2 separate regions of the Mus musculus genome follow, and region 1 is linked to region 2. The links are chromatin loops, found by intact Hi-C in ENCODE. Cell type or tissue: left cerebral cortex. All regions are shown on one strand. Links, peaks and the distances in the headings refer to the core of each region. The heading gives the core; the rest is flanking DNA. Region 1 has its middle 5.8 kb from the start of Slc25a12. Region 2 holds the start of Metap1d (methionyl aminopeptidase type 1D (mitochondrial)).

Region 1 (8,720 bases), core at 362-8,361, 79 kb before region 2:
GAAGTGATGAGATTTCTTGTCATTATAGTATTAAAATTAAATCTACTTAATTCATAAAATCATATACATGCCATGAATACTTGTGTCTATCAATAAATATGTGCTATTTGAAAATATCAGAGCCCAGTAAAAGCCAGACATTTAGCGATTGTGTTTACCCAGGACCTCAACCATATTTGGTTTTTTTTTTTTTTTTTTTTTTTTGGTTATTGTTTAGTTGGTTGCCTTTTGTTTATTTGTTTTGAGACAGGGTTTCTCTGTGTAGCCCTGGCTGTCCTGGAACTTGCTCTGTGGGCCAGGGTACCCTCAAACTCACAGAGACCCACCTTGCCTCTCTATCCAGAGTGTTGGGATTAAGGGGAGCATAACTACATCCAACTACTATTTTCTTTCTTTCTTTCTTTTTAAGATTTTATTTATTTATTTTATGTATATGAGTAAAGTAGCTGTCTCCACACATACCAGATAAGGGGATTGGATCCCATTACAGATGGTTGTGAGCCATAATGTTGTTGCTAATTGAACTCAGGACCTCTGGAAGAGCAGTCAGTGCTCTTAGCCACTGAGCCATCTCTCCAGCCCTTATTTTCTTTCTTAAGTGAGACATGCTCCTTTAAATTAAAAAAGGGGGGGGGGGGGCGTAAATAGTGATGGAAAACCAGGTTCCCATATGTGAGTGACTGCTGGGCCTTTATCTTTTGCCATGCACAAAAACTTCCCTCAAAATGTATTTTTAAAGGGGAAACATAAGATCTACAGCCATAAAACTCCCAGAAGGAAACGCATGGAACGGGGAGCTCTCTGACACTGCCTCAGGTAGTAACAATCACACCAAAGCCAAAGCTCGGGTCACAAGTGAGACTGCATCAAACTAAAGTGCTTCTGTGCAGCAAAGTGAAGAACAAAATGAAGAGGGCAGCCTACAGGTTGGGAAAAATATTTTTAAATTATTAACATCCGAGAGTCATATTGAGAAAACTTATACAACACAGTAGTAAATATCCTCTAATCAGTGAATGAAAGATTTGAAGAGACAATTGCTCTAAAAATGATATAAAAAAATGGTCAAGGCGTCGGGTGGTGGTGGCACACGCCTTTAATCCCAGCACTCGGGAGGCAGAGGCAGGCAGATTTCTGAGTTCGAGGCCAGCCTGGTCTACAAAGTGAGTTCCAGGACAGCCAGGGATACACAGAGAAACCCTGTCTCAAAAGAAACAAAACAAAACAAAACAAAAATGGCCAATAGGTATCCAAAAAAGAAGCTCAAGATTGTTTATCACCAGAGAAAGAGCAAATACTGTGACCTGTCACTCCCAACCCCCCCGCCCCAAGACTGTTATCAAGAAAAGAAAAAAAATGCTACCAAGTACCAGCAAGGGTATAGAGGTGAGGACATTCTTATCTAGTAGAATCATTTAGAAACCAGTACAAAGATTCCTAGAGATGTTAAATTTTATATATGCAACTAAAAATGTATATACATAACTAAAAATGTATATGTATAATCTAGATCCCACTTCTGGTCCTATTCCCAAAATATACAAATAATCACATTGTAACTGTACCCACTCTTCTATTTGACAGGTCATAGCAGTTCTGTGGAAGGCATCAACTGTGTCTTATGTCCTGTCTAGTACCCCTCCTAAACTGCATGTAGCAGCCCTGTAGGGAGTGTGTGTGCACCACATCCATCCAGAAACCTATAGAGATCAGAAGAGGGCAAGAGATTCCCTAGAACTGGAGTTACAGGCAGTCGTGAGCAGCAACGTGGTTGTGAGAAACCAACCTGGGTCCTCAGCTAGAGAAACGAATCCTCTTAACTGCAGAGCTATTTCTCCTGTCCCAATTACAGTGACTTACAAGTATTTCTTTTCTTTCTATTTATATTTTATTTTATTTTATTTTATTTTATTTTATTTTGATGTAGCCCTGGCTATCCAGGAACTCCCTCTATAGACTAGCCTGGCTTCAAACTCAGAGATTTGCCTGCTTCTGTCTCTTGAGTGTTAGGATTAAAGGCATGTGCCACTGCCACGCTGCTAGAAGTTTTTCTTTTAAGTCATAAATATTATATAGATTTTAAAATTTTTGTGTGTGTAACACACACACACACGGGGTCTGAGGAGGCCAGAAGTACACATCGAACCTCTGAAATTGGAGTTACAGGGAGCTGTTAAACACCCAACATGTTTGCTGGAACTGAACTCAGGTCCTCTAGAAGAGCAGCAAGTGTTCTTACCTACTGAGCCATCCCTCCAGTCACAATGAAGTTTAAAGAGCTGGTGAGATGACCCAGGAGCTCGTCTTTGCTGCACTTGCAGAACCCTGGTCTTCTGTTATCAGAACCCACAGCCTATGCTCATAATTGCCTGTAACTCTTAACGCCAAGGGGCCTGATGCACCACTCGGGCATTTAGCGCTCGCTCTCTCTCTCTCTCTCTCTCTCTCTCTCTCTCTCTCACACACACACACACACACACACACTACAATTTAAAACTGAAGTTTTTTTTTTTAAAACCTTTCATCAGGTGTCAAATGGGAAAGCAGCTTAAGGTAATAATGGGGTAGGGCTAGGATGTTGCTGTGACAGAGTGCTGGGTTAGCAGGTGCTAGGGTCTGGATTAGGGATGAAAGCAGTGGGGTAAATGTTCTCAGTGTAAGGAAAGAAACTGCCTAGCTGATAGAACAAACATCCTGCCAAATCCTTCTGCCGCCTGCCCCTCCTACTCCTCCGAATTTACTCCGATGCTGTTTTTACTCTCTTCTTCCAAGAGACCAATGTAGAAGATGGTTTGGAACTGATCCAAACTAAAGAGAAAGTCTCATTTTAAAAATTGTGTGTGGGCCAGAGAGATGACTCAGTGATTAGGAGCACCCGCTGCTCTTGCACAGAGCCTGCATTGGATTTCCAGCACGCATGGAGTAGTGCATAGCCACCTGTAACTTCCATTCTAGAGGATCCAACACCCTTTTCTGGACCCCCTACATACCAGTCATGTACATGGCACACAGACATATATATAGGCAAAAAAACCCAAAAAAACCCACAAAAAGAAATAATAAAATCTTAAAAGCACACCTTCAATCCCAGCACTTGGGAGGCAGAGGCAGGAGGATCTTGGTGAGTTTGAGGTTAGTGTGGTATATAGAGTGAATTCTAGGACAGCCAAAGCTACACAGAGAAAACCTGTCTTGAAAAACCAAAAACTCGGGGCTGGAGAGATGACTCAGTGGTTAAGAGCTCCGACTGCTCTTCCAAAGGTCTCGAGTTCAAATTCTAGCAACCACATGGTGGCTCACAACCATCCGTAATGAGACCTGACTCCCTCATCTGGTATGTCTGAAGACAGCTACAGTGTACTTACATATAATAATAAATAAATAAGTCTTTAAAAAATGATTTAAAAAAAAAACAAAAACAAAATCACAAAACACAACTAAACATGCACCTAGCCTATGATTTGCTAATTTTATCTCTCTCTATTTAATCAATAAAAATAAAAATATATGTCCTGTGCCTGCCAGGGATGGTGGTTCATGCATGACTAATCCCAGCACTTTGAAGTCTGGACCAGGAAGACTATAATTTTAAGGCCATTGTGGGCTGTATAATAAATCCAAAGACAGCATGAGCTGTGAAATGAGATCCTATCTCAAAAATTAATTAATTAATTAATTAATTAATTAAAACCCTGAACAAAAGGGCTGGAGAGATGGCTCAGTGGTTAAGAGCACTGACTGTTCTTCCAGAGATCCTGAGTTCGATTCCCAGCAACCACATGGTGACTCACAACTATCTGTAATGGGTTCTGATGCCCTCTTCTGGTGTGTCTTAAGAGAGCAACTCATTTATGTACTCAACATACATAAAATAAATACATCTTTAAAAAAATTAAAAATAAAAACAGCTGTACAAGAATGTTCATAATTGGGCTGGAGAGATGGCTCAGCGGTTAAGAGCACTGACTGCTCTTCCAGAGGTCCTGAGTTCAATTTCCAGCAACCACATGGTGGCTCACAACCATCTGTAATAGGGATCTGATGCCCTCTTCTGGTATGTCTGAAGACAGCTACAGTGTATCTACATCCAATAAATAAATAAATAAATAAATAAATAAGAATGTTCATAATCACTCACAACTGGAATAGCCCAAATGTCCAAGTATGGTACATTTGCAGAATGGAAGATTATTCTAAAAATTGTAAAGGGAAGCAGGTTTTTGATACACATGACAACATGTATGAGGATAAACCATTGTGTCAGGTGGTGGTAAATGCTTTACATGGAATCACAGCGAACATAAGAGCTAACACCAGATAATGTCATTTATTTAAGGCGCTAAGACAATCAGAACTAAAGTATGGAGGGAAAGTGATTCAGAACTGTGATTTCCAGCAAAGAAGGCTTGACAGGTAAAAGGCATAAAGGATGTATCTGAAATGATGACAGCAGTCTACTATTTATGCTAGGGTTTAGGTACATTTGTCAAAGCTCATAGAATATGTACTTAAGCCTTATACACATCGTTACAATGTGCATAAAGTTTTCAAGAGAAAAGAGTTGAACAAATATTAAATTATAACATAGCAATGCTATGAAGTGTTGTGTCTTACATTTATTTATTGAGATAGGGTCTCATTATATTGCCTTGGCTGACGTGGAACACACTATGTAGACCAGGCTGGCCCCAAACTCACAGCAACCCATCTGCTTCTACCTCCCAAGTGATGGGATTGAAGGCATACACCACTCCATCTGGCTTAAATTTATTTTGAAATGTATCAAAGACACGAGGAATATTTATGAATGAGGAGAAAGGGAGAAAGAGAGAGAGAAAGGGAAAATAGAAGTTTACTGAAATACTTGTTCCACTTTTCCAACTTTCTGAAAAATTCCATAATAGCATCAGGAAATTGTATCAAGTCTGTATATGACCAGCCATAACATACTCCTGCTACTCAGCTGGAAATGCTAATGAGACCTATTTCTTTATTTTTACATATTTATTCCTTATTACTTAATTATGTATATATGTGTGGGGGTATGTACATGTGTGCATACAGCTGTCCTCTGAGTCCAGAAGAGGTCCCTGAGGTCCCTAGAGCTGGAATTAGAAGTTGTGAACTGCTTAATGTGGGTGCTAGGAAGCGAACTCAGGTCCTCTGCAAGAGTAGTGTGTGCTCTTAACCACAGACTATAGTCTTCAGCTCCCAGATCTATTTCTTAACCACTGACAGATCTCTTGCTCTGCTGGAGGGGAGGGAAATAAAACTGTTAACTACCTGGCAAGCCACACAGCCCCTTGTGGGCAGGGGAAATCTGTGAAGATTATATTGCATAGGGGAGGTGTTTTCCTTCCCACAGATTCAGACAATAATTGCTGCTGGGCATCGGGAATGTTTGGGTAGCTGTATGTGTTTAGTCTAATCATGACCCACAGGAAAACTGAAACGAGCTTGTAGAATCTTACTTGCATAACCTCGGGAGGAACCAGGCGTGTTGTCTGAAGCCTAAATTGGAGCTCTCCTGTTGGATTGTACCCAGGGTGTAATTCTAGAAAAAGAAACTCAGGCAAGATTCTGCAAAGGGGCATGGTGACCTTGGATTGCTCAGCCAGGAGAAAGACGATAAGATGAAACCAACTCCTTTGAGTAAGAAGTTTCCTAAAGGGGAGGCAGGCTTGTACTGAGAAACCCCAAAGTTTACCAGAAAGAGAGGTGGTGTTTAAGTTTGCTTCTCTGTTGAGAGATAAGTGCAATGACACAGAAAACACAGAGAACTCCTGCTTACTGGCTCGCATTCATACTCCCGGTCAGCTATCTTTCTCATACAATCCAGAAACACTTGCCTAGGTGGCACCACCCACAGTGGGCAGGGCCTTCCTCTATCAATTAACAATGAAGAAAATGCCTAAGACATGCCAATCTAATGGAAACAAATCCTTAATTGAGGGGCCATCTTCCCAGGTATCTTTAATTTGTGTCAAATTGATAAAAAGACCAACCTGTGTACGTGTACACACACACACATTCCACACATGGGCAGTGGGGCAAACTTTGAGAAAAGGAAGTAGGAATAAATATGTCACAAAGAATTCTTTCTTAAAAAATTACTTGTGTGTGTGAGTGTGTGTGTGTGTAAGTTTATGTAGAAGTTAGAGGACACCCCGCAGGAGTTGTCTGCTTCCACCACATGAATCCTAGGGATCCAACTCAGGTTGTTGAGTTTGGCCACAAGCCCCTTTATCTGCTGAGACATCTCACAGGACCAGAAACTCTTTCTTAAGTATGACACTGGAAAAGTGAATGAGTCCAGTGTTGTGGTGTATGCCTGTAATCCCAGTAGTTGGGAGGTAGGAACAGGAGGGTCAGGAGTTCAAGGTTGGCCTGGGAACCCTGAGATCCTGTCTAAGCAAACAAACAAACAAACAAACAAAATGTTGGAACAATAATATAATCCCTATTAAGCAGGGTGCACAGCATGTGCCTGTAATCTTACCTTTTTGGACATCGAACCAAAAAGATTATGAGTTTAAGGCCAAGGCCAGAGTCTGGGGCAGTGGGACTTCAAAACACACACACAGAGGGAGAGGGAAGGGGAAGGAGGGGGAGGGGGGGGAGGAGGAGGAGGAGAAGGAGGAGAAGAAGAAAAAAGAAGAGGAAGAAGAGGAAGAGAACAAATTGTACTGATCAGAATCATAGCAAGAGCATTGACATTAGAATGCTCTGGAGAAGCAGTGTGAAGCAGGTGAAGAGCAGTAGTTGCACCTGCAGGTTAAGGGAAAGAAGTGGATAGGTCTGTGGAGTGGTTAATGTTCTTTTAATCAGAAAGAAGGCAAGCTGAGAACAAAGGACAAACTTAACTGGAATTTAAGGTCTCAGTCAAAGCTGCTCTCTCCATATTTTGTTTCTAGTTGTCCTGACAATATGATTCCATCTTAGGGCAATGGCACCGTATAAGAAATGTACATGAAAATGATCTAAGGGTGGGGACAAACCCTCCACCAAATGTCCCATGGCATGCCTGTGATCTGGCGATACATCTCAACTCATACAATTATGCTCAAACCAGTTATTGCCTGCATTTTGAGACCGCGTCTAATACTACCTGCTTCTCTTTCAAGCAGGCTCAAACTGTGGTACATCCTGAAGTCACAGAGTTCTGAGTTTTATTCCTCACTCTAGATGCTTGAAAAAGATGCTCCAGAGAACCGGCTCTAGTCGCTTGCTCTGTCCTGCTCTGTTGTCACTGCAAGTGAAAGTAAGGCAGGAAGTCAGAAGTCTGAGCACATGGTGCAGACTGTGACTTATTACCCACGTGGAAGTCCTCGTCCTAACCTTTCAGCGCAGCGTTATCTGAGTCTTAGATTAGCGAGGGGGGGGGGGTTGTTGTAAAGAGACACCATAACCAAGGCAAGTTGTATAAGGAACATTTAAGTGGGGCTGCCTCACAGGTTCGGAGGTTCTGTCCATTGTCATGAAGCATGGCAACATCTAAGCAGACTCGGTGCTGGAGAAACTGAGAGTTCCGAAGTCAGCTGGGAGAAAGCTGACTCTTCTATAGTGGGCGGAGCTTGAGCACTGGGAGCCTTCAAAGCCCGCCTACACAATGAAGCACTTCCTCCAACAAGGCCACGCCTCCTAACAGCACTTCCCATGTGCCAAGCACATTCAAACCACCACAATCTGTGAACAAGTTTAGTCTTCCTTCTTTGTTTTTTTAGGTTTCTATTAAGCTGGGCATGGTGATGTACAGCTTTAATCCCAGCACTTGAGAGACAGAGGATGGTGTATCTCTGAGTTCTAGACTAATCAAAGCAGCATAGTGAGAGCCTGTGTCGAATATGGTTTTTAATTTTTTAAAAAGATATGTGCATGTGTGTCTGTGCGTTTGTGCATGCATAGGGTCCTTGGAAGCCCGATGACAATCCTGGAGTTAGAGTTACAGGTGATTATGAGCCGCTAGATGTGGGTGCTAGGAGGTGAGCGTGGGTTTTCTGCAAGAACATCAGTCTTTTAACTGATGAGCCATCTCCCTAGACTTCCCAAGTAGAGTTTGTTTTGTTTTGCTTTTGAGACAAGCAGGCCTAGAACTTACTGTGTAAACCAGGCTCATAGATATCTGCCTGCCTCTGCCTCTCAAGTGCTGGAATTAAAATTAAACCAATACACCTGGCCCTTTTACGTTTTTTTTAAGGCTATGTTTGTTTATGCATATGAATGCTTTGTCTGAGGGTGTGCCTGCACATGAGAACAGAGCATCCTAACCCTATAGAGATGGTTGTGAGTTCCGAAGTCAGCTGGGAGAAAGCTGACTCTTCTATAGTGAGCGGAGCTTGAGCACTGGGAGCCTTCAAAGCCCGCCTACACACTGAAGCACTTCCTCCAACAAGGCCACGCCTCCTAACAGCACTTCCCATGTGCCAAGCACATTCAAACCACCACAATCTGTGAACAAGTTTAGTTCCTTCTTTCTTTTTTTAGGTTTCTATAAAGCTGGGCATGGTGGTGTACAGCTTTAATCCCAGCACTTGAGAGACGGAGGATGGTGTATCTCTGAGTTCTGTGGTTGCTGGGAATTGAACTCAAGAGCTCTAGAAGAACAGAATAGCTGAGAGGTAGGAAAAAAATCAATACACAGAAAGGAGAAATGCAGCCTTCCTCAGCAAAGTGATAATTCTTTGAGAGCCCTGTGACTGTACAGCAGTGTGGATTTATGA
Region 2 (8,720 bases), core at 375-8,374:
CTCAGCTCCTTCTCCAGCACCATGTCTGCACGCGGCCATATTTTCCACCAGGATGACAATGCACTAAACCTCTGAACCTGTAAGCCGGCCCCAATTATTTTCTTTATAAGAGTTGCCGTGGTCATAGTGTCTCTTCACAGCAATAGAACACTAAGACACCCTGTCTGGTTCCATTCTGGTCCTCTTCCCTTGAAGAATGCTCAAGAGAAGGCAACACGCTGTCTGCTGATCTCCTGTCTATAACTGTCTAGATTCTGAAACTCTATGAGCTCCATTGTAGGGGAGGTGGGTGCTCAAGTAGAAGCAGTGCCTGGGGCGTCATTTGCACAGAAATTCTAAGACTGAGACAATGTCGTGGAAACTAAGGAGGGTAGGTGGGTCACTACAACTCCTCTCTTGTCCTGGCACCCATCTTGGTCCTGGAGGACGAGCACAAATAACAAAGAGAAACCCCTCTCACAGCTGCCTCACGCACGGCATGGCTTTCTTTATGAAATGTGGAGAGTGTACCTATTCTCTCCAGAATTTCTCCTAGATGACCCAGTGACATAGACATGATGGTCTCAAATAGCTGGTAATGGACACATGACATTCCTCCAACAAGTTTGTTAAAAAGAGTGCCCCAGAGACCACCTGCCCAAACATATAATTGTTTATTGCTGAACCTTAACTTTTAAGGGGTTCAGCCAGTACTAAGACCGGCCTCTGTAATGCACAAAGGTTATGTTTATGCAGCCAGCACTCCTAGTTCATGGAAAGAACTGCTCATTTGGCTTAAAACATGTAAATAAATAAAGCATTTCCTTATCCGAAAATTGGACAAATTAAAGGGTAGGATTGGAAATGTTCTTCTCAAGCCACAGAGTAAAAGGTTAAGAAATTAACCTGAAATCAAATCAGAAAGCTAAGTTTTCGGGGGGAGATTCAGAGGGCAAAGCTGAGGGGCAGGTCAGGAAGAGAGAGTGACTCTAGGTTAGACATTGAGCTGTAGGAAGCTGAGCAGGTTCCTAGCCACCAACTTCCCCTAATTGACCAGGGAACCAAGTTGGTAGCCATTATTAGTTCACAGGGCCTTAGTTCAGTTAGCTTTACAATGTCCATATATGACAAATGTTTCTATAAATCTTTCCTAGTTTGCTTTCCATTGCTGTGATAAAAAACCATAACCAAAAGCAACTTAGGGAGGGAAGGGTCTATTTCAGCTTACAGTTGTAGTCCATCACCAGAGGAAATCAGGGCAGGAACTGGGGGACAAGGACCTGTAGGCGGGAATTGGAGCAAAAATCATGGAGGGGTACTGCTTACTGGCTTGCTCCCCATGGCTTGCTCAGTCTGCTTCCTTATAGCACCAAGACTACCAACCCACAGTATCATCCACTCCACATCAATCATTAATCAAGAAAATGTCCCCACAGACTTACCTACAAGGAATATGATGGAGGTGTTTTCTCAGTTGAGACTCCTTTTCCCAGGTCTCTAGCTTGGGTCTAATTAACAGAAAAAAACAACTGGGACAAATGCATTTGCCCCTGTGCTGATTTGAGTGAGAAATGTGTCCCATGGGCTTGTGTGGTTGAACTTTGATTCCCAGTTGGTGGCGCTCTTGGGGAGGTTTTGGTGCTAGCCTTGCTGGAGGAAGTACTGAGGGTGGGCTTTGAGATTAAGTGGCCGAACCCTACTTCCAGGTTCACTTTCTCCACTACACCCTAGCCACTCTGCCTGCTGCTCTGCCTGCTGGTTCACAGCCAAGCTTCCCCACCATGAGGGACTAAAACATTCCCCTGGAACTAAAACCCAAAAAAACTATTTTGGGGATGTGTGTGTTGGGGGGTGGCAGGGAATGTGTTCGAGACAGAGTTTCTCTGTATAGCTCTGGCTGTCCTGGGAACTCACTCTGTAGACCAGGCTGGCCTTGAACTCAGAAATCCACCTGCCTCTGCTTTCCAAGTACTGGGATTAAAGGCGTGCGCTACTACTCCCAAAACTCTTTCATCAATAAGTTTCATCTATAAATTTCCTTGGTCATGATATTTTATAACAGCAACTGAAATATAACAAATATAACAGACTAGATTTAAAAAAAAATCTTGCATTATGGGTAATCCTAGAAAGTATATAACATTTTAAGTTGTGTCCAAAGATTATTTTATCTCATAATCCCTAGTGCATTTAAAACTTAAAAGTACAAATTTATAACAAATTATGTGTGGCATAAAGTCTTTACTTATGTATTTCTGTATCTATTTATTAGTAATCTTTCCTTTTGGTTTAAAGTTTTCATACAATGTTTTGAGCAGGTTCTTTTCCCCACCCCTCAACGACAAATATAGAATGCTCCATGAATTTGCATGTCCTGTGCACAGAGGCAGTGCTAATCTTCTTCATATGTTTCTAATTTTGGTATATGTGGTGTCAAAGCAAGGGTGCAATCTTTAATATTAAGTAAAGAGAAAGGGTAGACTGTTAAGTTTTTCAAGAACATGCAAGGAGAAATTTATTTTAGACAAGTAATCATAGACAAGTCATGTTGTTTTGTTTTGTTCTGTTTTGTTTTAGACAGGATCTCATTGTGTGCCCTTTGGATGGCCTGTAACTAACTATTGTAGATCAGGTAACCTTGAGCACACAGAGGTCTGTCTGCCTCTGCCTCCCAAGTAGGATTAAAGGTGTACACCACCATGCCCTGCAAGTCTTTTTTTTTTTTTTTTTTTTTTTTGCTTTTGAGACAGGGTTTCTCTGTGTAGCCCTGGCTGTCCTGGAACTCACTCTGTAGACCAGGCTGGCCTCGAATTCAGAAATACTCCTGCCTCTGCCTCCTGAGTACTGGGATTAAAGGCATGTGCCACCACACCTGGCACCCAGCAAGTCTTTTATGTGAACAGTGTATATATGCACATAAGCACAAGCATGTGTATGCATTCCAGAAGTCAATGTCATGTGTCCTTTTATGTCACTTTCCAGTGTCTATGTACCAACTGTGTTCCTAGTACCCATGGAGGTGGTGAACCACCATGTTGACTCTCCTAAATGGACATGGTATTGAGCTGCACCCTAAGGTCTTATCTTTATACCCATACATCTGTGTGTTTCTTAATCTTCCTGAGAGAAACTTCTTTTTGAAGTAGATGGAGATTAATATAAAGACTGACAACTGGCCAATGTGCAAGATTAATAGACTGTGCTCATCCCTAAATGGGAGATATATCTCTATCTAGATCAATATCTATCTCTTTATCTATCTCTATCTATACCCTCTCTCTGTCTCTCTGTCTGTCTGTCTGTCTGTCTCTCTCTCTCTCTCTCTCTCTCTCTCACACACACACACACACACACACACACACATACACACACACACACAAACACACACACACATACACACATACACACACACACACACACACACACACATACACACATACACACACACACACACACACACACACACACACACATTCCCTAACTCCAAGGTTCAGGGGATGATCTCCTAAGAGGGGAGCTATGAAAAGATTCTAAGGGCCAGAGGTACAGGGTGACCTCTGTGGAAGTGTTTTCTGGATGAAACAGGACCAAGGCACACATGGATTCATAATGGCTGTCACTACACGCACAAGACCTAGCTAGCCGAGATCTCAACATAGATTGGGACAAGGACACAAAGTCCCATTCATAGCTGACAATTGACAGAGCTACTGAGGGGATGAGGGTGGTCAGTTTTCTCCAGGGTTTCTGCCCCTGAAAGGATCCCCGTGCTCCAGTAGATGGCCCTACATTCATGTGCATACTGGCAGTAGATGGACTCAGTGTGTTAAAATAAAAGCACATGAAGTTGAAAGGGAAATGTGGTGGAAGGGATGAGCAGGAGTTGGAGGAGAAGGATGGGGGCGCGTGGTGGTGCTGGGAGTGTATTAGACAAAAACACATTCTATGTGTGTATGATATTCTCAAACAAAAAGAATACCCTTGGATTAAGTGTTCTCCGATTTGAGGTTTGTGATGAGTTGAACTCTGCCTCCTGAGGTTAAAGGTGTGCCAGTTGAGCATGTGGACTCTTTTATTTTTTATTTTATATATGTAGTACAGTGTAGCTATCTTCAGACACACAAGAGGAGGGCATCAGGTTCTATTAAAGATGGTTGTGAGCCACCATGTGGTTGCTGGGAATTGAACTCAGGAAGAGTCCTAAGTGTTCTTAACCGCCGAGCCATCTCTCCAGCCCGCATGTGGATTCTTTAAAATCAATGAGAAGACATCCACATATTCACAAGGAATCCTTATCGATCTCGACTGCATTCAAAGTCCAGAAACTGCTACACTACAGTTTGGGTTCTTTCACCATACACATCTTGGGGTATCATGGTCTGTGTTGAGCACAGGAAGCTACCAAGATGGATAACACCTGGTCCATGAGCGTCTGGACTCCACCGCAAAACAAGGGCAAGAGGCACAGAACCTGGTGAAATCGGGCAACAGTATCATCGAAGGTACAGCGGCTGCCTCACTTGCCTTGACATAGGGGCTATGCAAGCTGACATGCGTCATTCTTTAAATATCTAATTTAGGGATAACAGCAGTTAATACTGCCAAGCAGGAAGTGTCATCAGGGAAGGAGAAATCCTGTGAAGATACCCACAGGGCCACATAGGTGTCCCAACTATTCTATTCTGGAGTCTCTGCTGAGTAATTAATATTCTAACATTGCAAAGGGAAGCTGATCAAACTGATCCAACTTTTTCAACTAGTTGCCTGGAAATGATTTGTAACCGAATGAAAGGCGATGAAAGTGCTTTGTTGCACACTAAATTGTGTTTGTTTGTTTGTTTTTTTTTTCCTCTCGCCCAACTTCACGTATCCATGCACCAAAATGGTGATTCTATAAATACTGGAGGCTACACTTACATGACGACTTTCTTCCATCCCTGATGGGTCTGGAAGCTCAGAGAGAGAACTGCGGCCGGAGCCAGCCTCTCCTGGTGGAAGCGAGCTGGCCGCAGACGGAGCTGCTGGCCTCGACACCAGAGGCACTCGCTAGCCCGGGCTCCTGCAAGCCAGCTCACGCGCGCGCGCGCACTCGCCTCCCACTGCTTCAGCGCTTCTGGGCTTTGAGAGCGCGGCTACTCCAGTGGGCGGAGCTGCGAGGCTCTCTTGGCCACGTGACCGGAGCCAACATGGCGGCGCCCATCGGCGTCCCCCTGCTCGTCCGTGGAGGTAAGCGATCGGCATACGACCGCTCCAGGGCTACGCGCCCAGAGACACGTCCGCGCGTGGGCTTGGTACGCACGTGCGTACTTTCAGTCGGACCCGCGTATACCATACACGTTGGCACGCTGCAGAAACAGACACACGTTTGTCCTCTTCTTACCATGTTGCTTGAGTGCTTAGTTCTTGAGATTTGTGGGTCGTTACCTGAAGTTTTCTTCCCTCTCTTTACTTGTGTGGTTAGTGTTGCAGACGTATCTACCAGCGACGACGGTGAAATGCGCCGGAACACTCGGTTTAGAGCTGTTGGATTGGCATGCCTTTTTGAGAAACTTGTAAAAGGTGATGACAGTCATGATGACTTAGGAGAGCTAACGATGTCAGGGGCATTCCAAACAGATGCGTTTCCGGCGAATCGTTGTTGAATTAGTACTAGGTTCGGATTCTTTGCTAGCAAGAACTCAAAAATAGGTTCAAGAAGGACGAAAAAAAAAAAAAGGAACACCAACGACTTTAGATACAATTTAAGTGCCAGGCACATAGGAACGGTTTTAGGAGGTAAATATTTTCAGAGCAATACTCAGCACGTATTATATACCTTCCGAGCCATCTCACCAGTCCAGCTTAACTTAATACAATCCCCTTTTGTGAAGTCAGATACCAACTTATTTGTGTGTATCTAAGGGTGTGTAAAAAAGTTTGACGTTGACATGGAATGGTGTCCACAAAAATATATTATTTGGAATATTTGGAAAAAGCAAGTTGTAGGACATTAAAATTACATATATTTGTTTGTCTGGTGTATGCTCAAACAGGTGCCAAGGTGTGCATACAAAGGTCACAGGGTCATAGGAGAACTTGTGGGAGTTCTCCCATTATCTGTTTTTCAGACCATGAGGCTTGGTTCAGGCTTTACCCACTGAACCATCTCACCAGCCCAGTTTAGCTCAATACAGCCCCCCCTTTGTGAAATCAGATACTCATATATTTGTGTAGTTATATTTGTGTGTATATGTGTATCTAATATAATACATACAGAGAATGACATACACGATTCACGGCTTTGTGAAATAAAATATTCAGTTTTTATGAAATGCCCATATTTTCCAAAGCACTCAAAATATAGTGCTACATATCTTAGAGGTTTTTGGCAAAGATGACTCTGGTCATTCTGTGTGTACCCAGAACTTCTCATCACTTGAATGATCTTGTACATTTAATACAACTTGTTCATGTGAAGATTAGATTTTCTTTTTTTAGCCTTTGAAATGTTCTTCATAGGAGAAATTTCAAACACACAACAGAGCGGCAAACTCTGCATACACATTGTCTGCTCACAAATCATGTGTGTAGAGACACTCACTTCTCCACCCCAGCCACAGTGCCTCCCACGATGGTATTATTTTAAAGGATGTCCTAGGTATATCACTTTATTTGTAGATTCTTTTGCCTATGTATCTCTGAAAACTGTGCCTAGGGAGTATAGCTCAGTGGTTAGCACCCATAAGCCTTGGTTTGGGGTTCCCCTGCTCCATAAGAGGAGAAAGAAAGAAAAAAAGGAAGGAAGGAAGGAACAAAGAAGGAAGAAAAGAAAGACAGAAAGACTGAGAATCCTACTCATTGTCTTGTATATTGTACTTATTTTTAGAATTTCTATTTAGCTATTTATTTGTTTTAAGACAGAATCTCCTGTAGCCTTGAACTCCTGGTCCTTCCGCCTCTACCACCGTGTGTTGAGATTAGTGGTGTAAACCACCCGTCATACTGGGCATTTCTCTGTCAGTTTCTCTGTTCAGATTTCCCAGTCATGCTCTTGTAACAATTGTTACATTTTATTTTATGAGACAGGGTCTTGTGTAGGGCGGGCTTGAATTCCTGGTCCTTCTGCCATTTCCAAGCATGTGCTGCCACACCCAGTAAACATAACAACTTTTTAAAAAAAGATTTATTTTTTATTTATGTGCATGCATGTAATCCATCTTGAGTTTACGTGCACCACATATGTGCAGGTACCTGAGGAGGCCAGAGGGAGTCATATCCCCTGGAACTGAAATTATAGGCAGTTGTGAGCCATAAGATACAGGTTATGAGAATCCAACTGGCCAGATCCTCTGGAAGAGCAGTAAGTGCTTTTAACCACGGAACCATCTCTCTAGCCCCGTAACGGCTATTTTAAACACTTGAAATCAGAGTTTCCCCACAGTCTGTCTTATTTGATGATGGTGGTGATGATGGTGGTGATAATTGATTGGCTACACTTTCCTGCTTCACAGCTCATGTAACATAATTATATATGTAACACAATGACTGGTATCTTTTGGAGATTATGTTGATTTTTTTTCTTTAAAATATGTTGAGTATTAGGCAGGTAGTTTGGTTCTCCCACACTTGGTGTTATCTTTGTTAGAACAGATTTTTTTTTGGGGGGGTGCCTTTATTTTTAGGGGAAATACCAGAGGTCTTACTCCAATGTAGAACTCAGTAAAGGTCAGATAGTATCTTAGACTTTTGTGAGCAATATTCTCTGTTACAATTACACAACTCTGCCAAGTACAAGTGAACATAGCTGTGTTCTAATAAAACTTCATTTACAAAGACTAGCAGCCAGCTAGATGGGATTTGTCCTCTCTTGCTCTGTTAACAGGCATGATTCTTAACTCCTAAGCCTAGACTTTCTGGGATCTCAGTTGCATGCTGTCGGGGAGGCTTGGTGAGGTTCGCTCAGGGAAGTGTGTTGGCTCTGGACGTGAACTGGAGCTCCTACTTGTACCAGCCCTGCAAACCCTGGAATCAGTTCAGCTTGCAGCCTGCAGCAGCTTAGCCTGATAGATTCTGTGGAGTGTTGTGTTCTTTTCCAGCTGCTTGCAGATCAAACCTCTGTTCTCTGACTTAGCCAAGCAGTCAGCTGGTGCACGGGCTCACTTTCCAATGCCACATCTGGGGAGGTTTTACGGAGCAGAAATCTGGGAGGTGATTAAATTTGTTTTCTCTTAAAGGCTCACTGTCCTCTGCATTGCCTGGTTGCTATGCTGTGTGATAGAAGAGGGTTGTTAGGATCTGAGAGCTCATGCATTGTAGACAAATAGAGAACTATAACTCACTGTGATTTATTTGACTTACTTATGCCTTCACAGCCTTGTTCATCATCAAAGGAAGTCTGGGCAGAAATGCAAACAGGGCAGGACCTGGAGACAGGAGCTGATGCAGAGGCCGTGGTGGGGTGGTGTTTACTGGTTTGCTCCCTGTGGCTTGCTCGGCCTTCTTTCTTATAGAACCCAGGACTACTGACTGGCCCAGCGGTGCCCCACCCACAATGGGCTGGGACCTCCCCCATCAGTCACTAATTAAGAAATGCCTTACAAGATTGGCTTTAGCTTGATAATATGGAGATATTTTTTTCAACTGAGGTTCCCCTGTCTCAAAAGGTGGTAGCACATGTCAGGGTTACATAAAACTAGCCAGTACAGTCACTTCCATCACAAGTCACGTTGCTTTGTATCACCCTCATTTCTTCTTTCTCTTTC

What was found. A loop is a pair of places that touch in the nucleus more often than their neighbours do. Peaks named below come from ENCODE experiments on the same cell type or tissue, not always from the same donor. Only the 100,000 strongest peaks of a DNase experiment are listed, where the experiment ranks them.
Region 1: it touches region 2 in a loop (2.5-fold over the local background); 5 of 42 quality-filtered maps call a loop at or near these places.

Annotation. Positions count from the first base shown.
Region 1 is chr2:71,369,207-71,377,926 of GRCm38, forward strand. No RefSeq gene overlaps it. Among named protein-coding and RNA genes, the nearest start is that of Slc25a12, 5.8 kb to the left of the region's middle. In left cerebral cortex, for the core only: a CTCF peak has its summit at 4,052 (motif pointing left); a DNase peak (open chromatin) is centred at 2,791.
Region 2 is chr2:71,448,194-71,456,913 of GRCm38, forward strand. It overlaps Metap1d (methionyl aminopeptidase type 1D (mitochondrial)), which reads left to right and starts at 5,145. Exons shown (of 10, transcript NM_025633.3): 1 at 5,145-5,205. The coding sequence starts at 5,166. In left cerebral cortex, for the core only: a CTCF peak has its summit at 5,027; DNase peaks (open chromatin) are centred at 4,497 and 5,121; H3K4me3 peaks cover 1,246 bases; H3K27ac peaks cover 750 bases.